Regions from separate parts of the Homo sapiens genome. Here region 1 is linked to region 2. Evidence: chromatin contacts called from ENCODE Hi-C or POLR2A ChIA-PET data. All regions are on one chromosome and are shown on one strand. The core of a region is the stretch at or near the end of the contact, and the rest is flanking DNA. Distances in the headings are between cores, read along the strand shown. Region 1 has its middle 89 kb from the start of RUNX1. Region 2 overlaps RUNX1 (RUNX family transcription factor 1).

The links. Hi-C counts contacts between places; a loop is a spot of excess contacts on that map. ChIA-PET counts read pairs that join two places held with the same protein, here RNA polymerase II (POLR2A). Pooled maps may share reads with other maps.
Region 1: a pooled map shows a loop between it and region 2 (2.8-fold over the local background). The contact joins two enhancer-like sites. A Hi-C loop is called at or near these places in 2 of 50 pooled maps. POLR2A ChIA-PET finds 5 or more read pairs at or near these places in 2 of 52 experiments (OCI-LY7 and activated CD4-positive, alpha-beta T cell).

Annotation. Positions count from the first base shown.
Region 1 is chr21:35,135,686-35,140,300 of GRCh38, forward strand. No RefSeq gene overlaps it. Among named protein-coding and RNA genes, the nearest start is that of RUNX1, 89 kb to the left of the region's middle. Within about 2 kb of position 3,111, at least 5 of the 41 ENCODE cell types and tissues checked have a DNase peak (open chromatin) inside an H3K27ac peak, as active enhancers do.
Region 2 is chr21:34,799,710-34,804,518 of GRCh38, forward strand. All of the region lies in intron 7 of RUNX1 (RUNX family transcription factor 1), which reads right to left. Among named protein-coding and RNA genes, the nearest start is that of RUNX1-AS1, 34 kb to the right of the region's middle. Within about 2 kb of position 1,627, at least 3 of the 41 ENCODE cell types and tissues checked have a DNase peak (open chromatin) inside an H3K27ac peak, as active enhancers do.

The DNA of each region.
Region 1 (4,615 bases), core at 1,861-4,360, 340 kb after region 2:
GGCCGGGGGGAGCTGTGGTCTGGGGCAAGGGCTGGTTCCTTTGTTTTCATTGGCATGGCTTATGGAAAAGTCAGAGAAAATGAATTTCAAATGATGGGTCAAAACTCAAGATTTGAAACACATTTCTTCCATCCTGTAGGTCTCATGGATCCATGGAAATAATTTTGATAACTTTAACTCCATTTCCAGTTGCAGGTATGTTGTCCATAGAGTTCCATTAAACAATATTTTTATTTCAGTCATTTACCATTCAATGAGTCTTTTAAATCCTGTAAAGTCGTGGAAAAAAGTTCAAATTGGCTATAAATGATTACACTAATTTTCTGTTTTCTTTCCATTTCTTTTCTGGTTTTCCTTTTAAAATTGCCCCTCTTGCCTGCAGCATATTTTGCATCAAAAAATGTATGGAGGATGGAAGACCCTTTTCACGCAGCAGCTGGGACAGAGTATTGCTCAGGCAACTTGTTCCCTCACACTAATTTTTGTCTGCATTGTAAAAATATTTTAAATGGTTTTGCATGCTGCATGAAAATGTGGAAATAACTTATACTGTTTGGTGGTAAAATGTAAGAAATTAGACAGATGCATGAATGCTCTTATGGGCAGAAGAGAAGCAGCTGCTTTCCAAAAACACTCTGAACTTTCAGAAAAGGGAACAGTCACTGATTCTAGAATCAGGAGGAAGAATACATAAATGTTATCTGCTGCTCCTTTTGGTTAATTTGGTTATGGAAGGCAGCTTCTGAAAAGGGTCACACGCACCGTATTTTGGCATAAAAAACAGAATCACAAGGAAGAGAAGTACCTCCCCCACCCCCACTTGGGCTGTGGGAGGACCCTCATCCATCAGCGTCTCTGGTACAGGGATAGCTGCTGGCTCAGTGGCTCTGGCCTTCATCCTGGGGTCCTGCTGCTGCCAGGGTGCTGTCTTCTCACCTTTTCAAAGACCCTCATCTCTACTGTCCCATATCCATCCCTGCTGACCAAAGCAAAACTAGGTTTTTCTTGCTTTTCCTGGGCTGAGCCTCTTATTGTTCCTAGACACAGCCAGCCTGGTGAGCACAGGCAAACTGGACATTGGAAGACCCAGCTGCACAAAGACTCCTTCCTGTGAGAGGCTTGGAGAAGACTTTGCTCTAGACACACAAGGGAGCCTGTGGGAAGGTGAGAGAGATATCCCTTCTCATTCCAAGCCTCTACCGGGAGGAAAGGTTGCTCCCAGAGTTGGGGTTGTGGAGCTGTTTATCAGGGTTGGGTCAGATGGAAAAACAGAGGACTGTATGTAACCTAAGGTGAAGTAAAGAATCTAAATATGCTCAGAGAAAGGCCTGGCCTTTTGCTCTCAGCTTCTGGGAAGTGATCTGTGCCTTTGGAATGTCATGTCTGATAGGAGTGGCTTTGTTTGCCTGCAGGCCTTGGACCAGCCAGATAGTGACAAGGTGATTTTGGGTGGGGCCTTGGGTCACATCAACAAGCCTTAGTGAAGATGGGGGCTTTAGGTCATGTGGTCTCAGCTTGGTCTGAGGGGCTGGGAACTGAGCCCAGTTACCTGGGCAGCCAGCCATGCCTAGGTGGTGATAAGACCCCAGCGGAGCCCCTGGATGCAAAGGCTCGGGTGGGTTTCCCTGCGTGGTGTGTTGTTGCACAGCATGCTGGAAAAGTGATGCTGTTGTTATTCACAGGGAGAGGACGATGGAAGCCCTGCCTTTGGTACTCTCTGGGTTCCGCTCTATGTGCTTCTTTCCTTAGCTGATGTTAGCTGCATTCTTCCCGGTAATAAACTGCAATCACCAGTGAATAGCTTTAGTGAGTCCTGTGCTCCTTCTAGTGACTTATTGACACTGAGTGTGTTTTTGAGAGCCCCCTGAACTTGAAATTGATGTCAGAAGTGAAGGTGGTTTTGTAGACACTGTGGCTCTAACTTTGCAGTTGGATAGAGGTGGCAGGAGTTCACCTGTATTTTTTTTTCCCCTAAAGTAGGGTCTAATTCACCCCCATCAAGAGGTGTATTCTAGAATTTGCACACGGACCCCTTTCTTTCTCATTTCTGTGCTTTTTAACAGAACCACTAACTCTTATACCCTCTCGGCCATACATTATCCACTCACATTATTTTCATTTGAATCACATACTCACGTTAGTAATTCCTTCTTACTTGTAGCTGATGAAGTTTGTTTGTTTATTTATTTATTTATTTATTTATTTATTTTAGGTTCTATTAACATTGACATACCAGGCCCCCAATACATGTGAGTTCTCATCTCTATTAGTTTTCTGGAGCTGCCATAACAAAGTACCACAAATTGGGTGACTTAAAATAACAGAAATTTATTGTCTCACAGTTCTGGAGGCTAGAAGTCAGAAATCAAGGTGTCGGAGGGCCATGCTCCCTCTGAAAACTGTAAAAGAGGCTTCTTCCTCATCTCTCTCATAGCTTCTGGTGGTTGCCAGTAGCAGTACTGGGCACTCCTTGACTTGTAGATGTATTATTCGAATTCTCTGTCTGCACATGGCCCTCTCCCTGTCTGCACAAGGCATTTTGTTTTTTTAAATAAGGACAACTATCACATTGGATTAGAGACCCACCTTACTCCAATGTGACTTCATCTTAACTCATTACACCTGCAATGGCCCTATTTCCAAATAAGGATACTTTCCATGAAACTGGGGGTTAGGACTTCTATACACATACACAGATGTGTGTGTGTGTGTGTGTGTGTGTGTGTGTGTATAGGAGGACATAATTGAGCCCATAACCCCATCCATTTCCCCTCATGAAAGATAAAGCTAAGTATGTGAGCTCCTGCGCCTCAGTTCCTTCCTCTGTGAAATGGGAAAGATTATATCACCACTTCCCATCCTGGGAAAGGATGAGAAGAGATACAGCCTCTACATGCACAGCACTGGGCACACAGTGCAGAAATAAGAGCTCATTGTCTCTGGGAGGACTGTTTCTAAGTAGGGTGTTTTCTAATGCATTTAAGTTCATTAAAAGCCAAGGTGTGCAACGACACTCCCCTCACCTGTGCTTTCTCGTCCTTCTGCCACCAGGTGCCAGGGGAGCCAAGAAGAGCAAAACCAAGGAGGCATTGTTTCCTCCAGAGCCTCATTCATCAACTCGCTCTGAACAGTTAGCACGCTCAGACAGTCATCTTCTGCACCTTGCCTTTCCCTGTGTCTTGACTGAGGGCTTATCTGAGAGCCTTTTGTTCAGGCTCATAATTATTCAGTGACTCAGGAGCCCACAAGCATTACCCACGGAGCCAGACAAGACCAGCAAGCTCTGAGGACCACCTGTTCCAAGTCATTTCCTGTGTGGGCGGCAACTTCACAGGGCTGAAAATACGAGTTACGGTAAAAATGTCTTCAACCCTGGCGCGCTGGATTGTTGAAACTCGATGGAATCTTGCTTGATTATGTTCAGGCCAGACACATTTCATTATCATTCTTTGCATATATATTAAAAACTCTAACCCCTTTACAAACAAATGTTCTCAAGGGGCAGACAGCACACCCTTGCCTCATGACATTGCTCTAATAGAGAAAACACCCCAGTGTTTCACCCATTAGGTCAGATCCACGAACACAGAGTGCAGTTGGGAAGGATGTGGGCAGTAATGAAGGTGGTGCTTTTTGCTCCTGTGGGTGCTATGGACAGGTGAGGGTTCAAGGATATTAACAACAAATTTTAAGCCATACCTTACACTACATTGGAGCTTAATCAAATTCTCTGTTCACAGTATGCCTAAATTGGCCAATGGAACGGAAAAAAAAAAAAAAAGCAACCCACCCCCAAGAGTTATTTATGTCATGTAGACAAAACCTGGGTTCGTTGACTGATTATTTCCACTCTCTAGTGATGGTCGTTGCATTTTCACTCTGAGTTGAATTGCTGCATTTTTCCATAAATATATCTGCTCCTCTGGAAGAAGCTTTGTTGCTTAGCCTTATTGCCCTTCACGTCTGCCTTTCTGACCTCATAGACTGTCAAGTTCTTAGTTGGTGACTAAAGTATAAAAGTAATTTCTTTCTCTCTTTTTTAAAATTATTAAAGCCACACATGCTCACTACAGAAAAGTTAGAATGTAGATATGTGTGAAGAAAAGAAAAATTAGCCATTAGGCCCACAATCTAGGGAAAACTCATTTTGGGCATTTGGATGGCTTTAATATGCATTCACTATTAAATGATGAATATGATATTATACATAGTATACTAATATATTATGATGATGGATCAGTGCTGATGTGTTTTAACATAAATGTATATGTTAGTAATGCTGCTGTTTTATCTTAACAGTTTTTCAAACTTGCATTGTTTTGCCCTTCAGCTAAAAGGGTAGGGAATTTGCTAGGGATATAAATTCATTAATCATAAAAATTATGTCATAACAGCCTGCACAGAAATCACAATAGGATGCAGGACATAGATTAGACTAGAGTTGAGATTCTTGCCCCAACCACAACTGTTCAGGCTTTGAAAAGAAAACAAATCTTTTTTTTTTTTTTTTTTTTTGAAATGGAGTCTCACTCTGTCACCCAGGCTGGAGTGCAGTGGTGCGATCTCGGCTCACTGCAAACTCCGCCTACCAGGTTCACGCCATTCTCCTGCCTCA
Region 2 (4,809 bases), core at 377-2,876:
CTAACAATGATGAGAGGAATGGATTACACTTTCAAGGTAGAAGTATTAATGTCCAGACTGTTGAACTGCAGCACTTGAGAACTTCAAGTATCATATGACTGCTGACATGATTTCAGCTTTGCCAATAATTACAATTATCATCATCAGAAACATTTTATAAACTCAGGGGATCACCTGTCTGTGTTCGGTAAGAACGTAGAGTTTTGGGCTTTTTTTTTATACCTTTACCTTTGGCAAAAAGTATTCCATGGGCTGGTAAATGTTTTATAGTAAGGCGAATTCTCTCCCAAGGATGACAGGAAAGAAGGTCTGGCTGGGAAACCGGCAATGAGGTCTAATGACTAGTTCACAAACCCAGCAGTAGAACTGGCCCTATCAACCCAAGCCTTCTGTTCCTTTTCAGGACTTCGAGTTTGCAACTTTTAAAAGTCAGAGTTTTTAGCAGGTATTTTATAGATTGCCATTATAAGAGGCCTGGGATAGAGAAGAGACAAAAGTCTGACTTCAAAAGATTTAGACAAAGTGGATTTTGTCAATTTGACTCCAGCGTTCAAAGGAGTCTTAATTTTCAAAAGCATCATACTGTTTGCAGATGAAAAGGGGAGGAAAACCAACGCTATTCTTAGGCAAATGTGTAAGGAAACTTAAATTGGACACTGTCCCACTAGAAGACAGTTTTACATTTCTTTGGAGTTAAACATTAATTTTCTCTTTATGTCCCAACTTTGTGGACAAAGATAACAGTGAACTACCGTAACTCCCAAGGGTCTTCATAGCCAGAGCTTCATGATCCTGCAGGTAGCAGTGTAGGAAGAGCAGACTTCTTTAGGAAAATACTGGGTATAAGTTTTGTATAGGTCAGGACATAAAGAAATGAGCTATTTCTGCTCATTATAAAATATTCAGATCTGCTTCCTCCAGGGGCTTTTCATTTCCAGCAGTTCAAGTTTGCCTTTCTGTTTATCTCTTTGAAGCTGCCACAGTGGATAACAGAATCAGACATTTGGAGACCCAAGTCTTCCTCCCCAGTATTCTCCTGACAGCCTCCCTCCCTCCCTCATACTGATTCATTTCTTTCTTTTTTGTGTGTGAGTGAAAATAACTGATTTTTTAAGTTTAAAAAACCTGGTAGTTCCCAGGCAAATAGTTTAACTTGGAATCTTTGAAATCTAATATTAAAGAAAGGTCTTCATTTTATTCCAAATTTTAGAGGATTTAAAGAGCTGGCAAGGAACAAAAGGAGCTGGTCCATTTTAAACTCAGCAGAAAATAAATGTTCAACCTTGGCTGAAGCTCCTGTGTAATCTTACAGCTAACAGTGTTTCCAATGACTAAAGGCAAACAGAAATAGCAGACGGTTCAATATCCCCATGCTACTGCAAGTATTTTGCTCCAAGTGAAAAAAAAATCATATACTTAGATATTTTGTATAAGACATGCGTATATACTAGATACACACATTTACTAAGTGAATATATAGTACTCCAATACTTTAATCATTTTAAAAGCAAACAAAAGAGGTTTCAGAACTGTCATAAAGCCCCCCGGGGTGTGAACTGCAGTACAGTAATTCACGCCTTGTTGTGTAGACAGCCTCACACCTCTAACCCCATGTCTAAAGCCACACTAAGCATAAAGTACTATGCCATGATTCATGCTCCGTCATGTTTTACTGTAGTGAAAAAGTCGTGCTAGGCTTTTCTAAACTCATAATTAAACCATGCAAACGTTGCATAATATTTCACAGCCTTTAAAAAATATGCTTTGGTAAAATGATCTTTATGATTAAAGTCCAAGTTCTATGAGTTTTTTTGTTTTTTAAAGACAGGCTTGCAGATTCCACATTTTCTGACTTCACACCATAACTTAGCTTTTCAGGTGCTGGAGGGGAAGATGGCAGTCAACACCCTGAAGCCCACCCAACCCCCACATCAGTTTTCTTTCATGAGACCACAGTGACCTGTGCTTGGGTTCATTGCCAGTGGTGGGCCAGAAGGTGGGGATGGTGAGCCTCTAATGTTGGGGTTTTAGTTGTTTCCTCTTCTACCTGTGTTACTAATAGAAAACAAAAACAAAAAAGGCCTGATAATATGGTGCATTCTGGGTTTAATATTCATTACTGTCTTTGGTCTGACAGGGCCAACATGAACTCATGGGCCACCCGAGCACTGGACTAATAGGCAGGAGAGGTGAACTCTTGGTCTTTCTGTCTGGTGAGCAACTGGGTGACATTGGATTACTCACTGACACTTTCTTATTCTCACCTCCGAAGGAGGTGATCCCTAAATCCTTTCCAATGGTGACAGAGCAGGATTCTAATTCCAATAGGTCCTACACAGTATTTCTTTGCTTTACTTGTACATTAAGCAGAGTCAGGGAAGAATCAGATGTGGGGTGAAGAGTGGTGCCTGTAATAATAAATTTGTGTATTCTAGGAAGAGGAAGTAGAGGAGAGTACGATGGGAGTTATCCAGAAAAGGCCCCAGGCTGAGGAAGAGAACCACTGTAAATCATTCTCCAGAGCACAGGGCTACTTGTTCTTGAAAGAGTTGCCTCTGATAAGTCAATCCATCTAAAAGAACAAAAGCTTATTGAACATTTACAGTGTGCCAGGAATGTGCTAATTTACCTGGCAGGAGAGTGATGAATAAGACCAACATGGTCCCTGCCCCACAGGCACTTACAGTCAGTGAAGATCCCAGGATCTTGTGATGCTTGGAAAGGCATCTTCCTGTGGCATTAATCATCATACTGGGTGTTGCTTCATTCATTTATTCATTCATGTGTTCATGAAATTACTTTTTCATTCACTCATATTTCCAACAAACATTTTTGCTTCACTTGGGCCACTGTTTTGGGGACTCACTAGTGAATGGAAGGTTCCTGCCTTCTGGAAGTTACAGCTACTAGGGTGCCCAAGGGCTGTATCTGGGCTAACTGCTAGATTAGCTGCCTAATTTGGACTTGCAAACAGCTGTTCCCAAGGTAGAAACAAGAACCCTAGTGGTATCTATTACATGCTTATGTTCTGCCTCTGAGAGGAGGAGACTAGGGAAAGCACCGAACTCAAATCACAGACAAATTTCAGTTTGCATCCTGCCTTCACCATAAACCAACTGGATGACCTTAGGCAGGTCACTTATTTTCTCTGATTCATAGTTAGAATTCTGACTTCAAAGGGTAATAGGAGTAAGTGAGATAAACTATATGGAAAGCAAGTATCACAATTTCTGGCCATAGTAAATGCTCAATAAGTCTGAATAACCTTTATGATTGTATTACTAAAAAGGAAAAGAAATCCATGCCAAGGGACTTATCTGATGTTCATTGGTGAGACCACACACATTTGCTCCAGGATAAGGCTCAAGTAATAGTGTTTTGTTCACAGCTACAGTCTTGACAGACACACTCTTCAGGCTGGAGAGGAGCTGGGCTCAGGAGATTAAATGGTAAAGGGGCAAATTTCCAAAGATTGGAAATTTGGGATTAGGATGGAGAAGGCAGGAACTCAGTATCTCAACCAACTCATGTTTCTATTAAAAAATACTGGATTCAGGGCCGGGCGCAGTGGCTCATACCTGTAATCCCAGCACTTTGGGAGGCCGAGGCGGGTGGATCATGAGGTTAGGAGATCGAGACCATCCTCGCTAACACGGTGAAACCCTGTCTCTACTAAAAATACAAAAAATTAGCCGGGCATGGTGGCGGGCGCCTGTAGTCCCAGCTACTCGGGAGGCTGAGGCAGGAGAATGGCATGAACCCAGGAGGTGGAGCTTGCAGTGAGCCAAGATCGTGCCACTGCACTCCAGCCTAGGTGACAGAGCCAGACTCCGTCTCAGAAAAAAAAAAATAATAATAAATAAAAAACACTGGATTCAAAAATTTAAATTTGAGCCTTTATGCATACTGGTTTTCCAGGCTAAATGATGTCTGATGCAGCCACTTTACTGAGGCCATTTTGTGATGGGTTATTTTCAGCTTTTTAATCATCAATAATGGGTAAAACAGGCCTTCTACTCCTTGATCCCCATTCCCTTCCATTTGAAATGGGAAGTTAGGGATAAGGTAGAGTTGAGGTTAGTGGTGAGCTCAGAGGTGTACACGGCATATATCACACAAGAAGAAAGGAGAATGCTTTTATCTTTTGATGCAGCAATATTAAAATGTCTCTAGAGTCAACAATGACCCTTTTAAATAATTCATGTCAGAATGTCCTGTTGCTTCTAGTTTCAGTTCCAAAATTTAAAGAGCTTGAGAGTCATCACTCTTGTTTTTATAAGAAAAAATGCTGAACAAACTGAAAATCCATGACTTTTCTTAAGTCCAATGGAAAGCTGAAGTTGCAGGGCAAACTGCAACCCCAAATTTTGAGAAGCAGGCAAATATAGAGAATCATAGTGAGGTCTGCTTGCTGGGAGCAGAATTTCTGAATTCATAAACTGATGAGAACACTTAATGGTGATTTTGACAGATTGCTAGAGGCTCAGTACAGACTAGTGTGCGAATAAGACACTCCTAGGGGCTACAGTTTCAGGAGGAAGTGCACTGTTGTGGGTTTTTCATTCAGGAACTCCACCAGATTCTCACAGGATCCAATATATTATTATAACAGTGGGTTATGGCTGAAAGAGCTTCAACATACTGACTAAGGAGGAGTTCATAGAGAAGCTCACAGATGACATGGGAGACAAAAACAAGGACGCTAGAGGAATTTGAAGTCTCTGGTACCTTCTGAAAACATTAAATACAGCCCAACTCTTGGGTACATGAGAATAATAACTCACGCTAAAGGCCTACTAAGTTCCTATT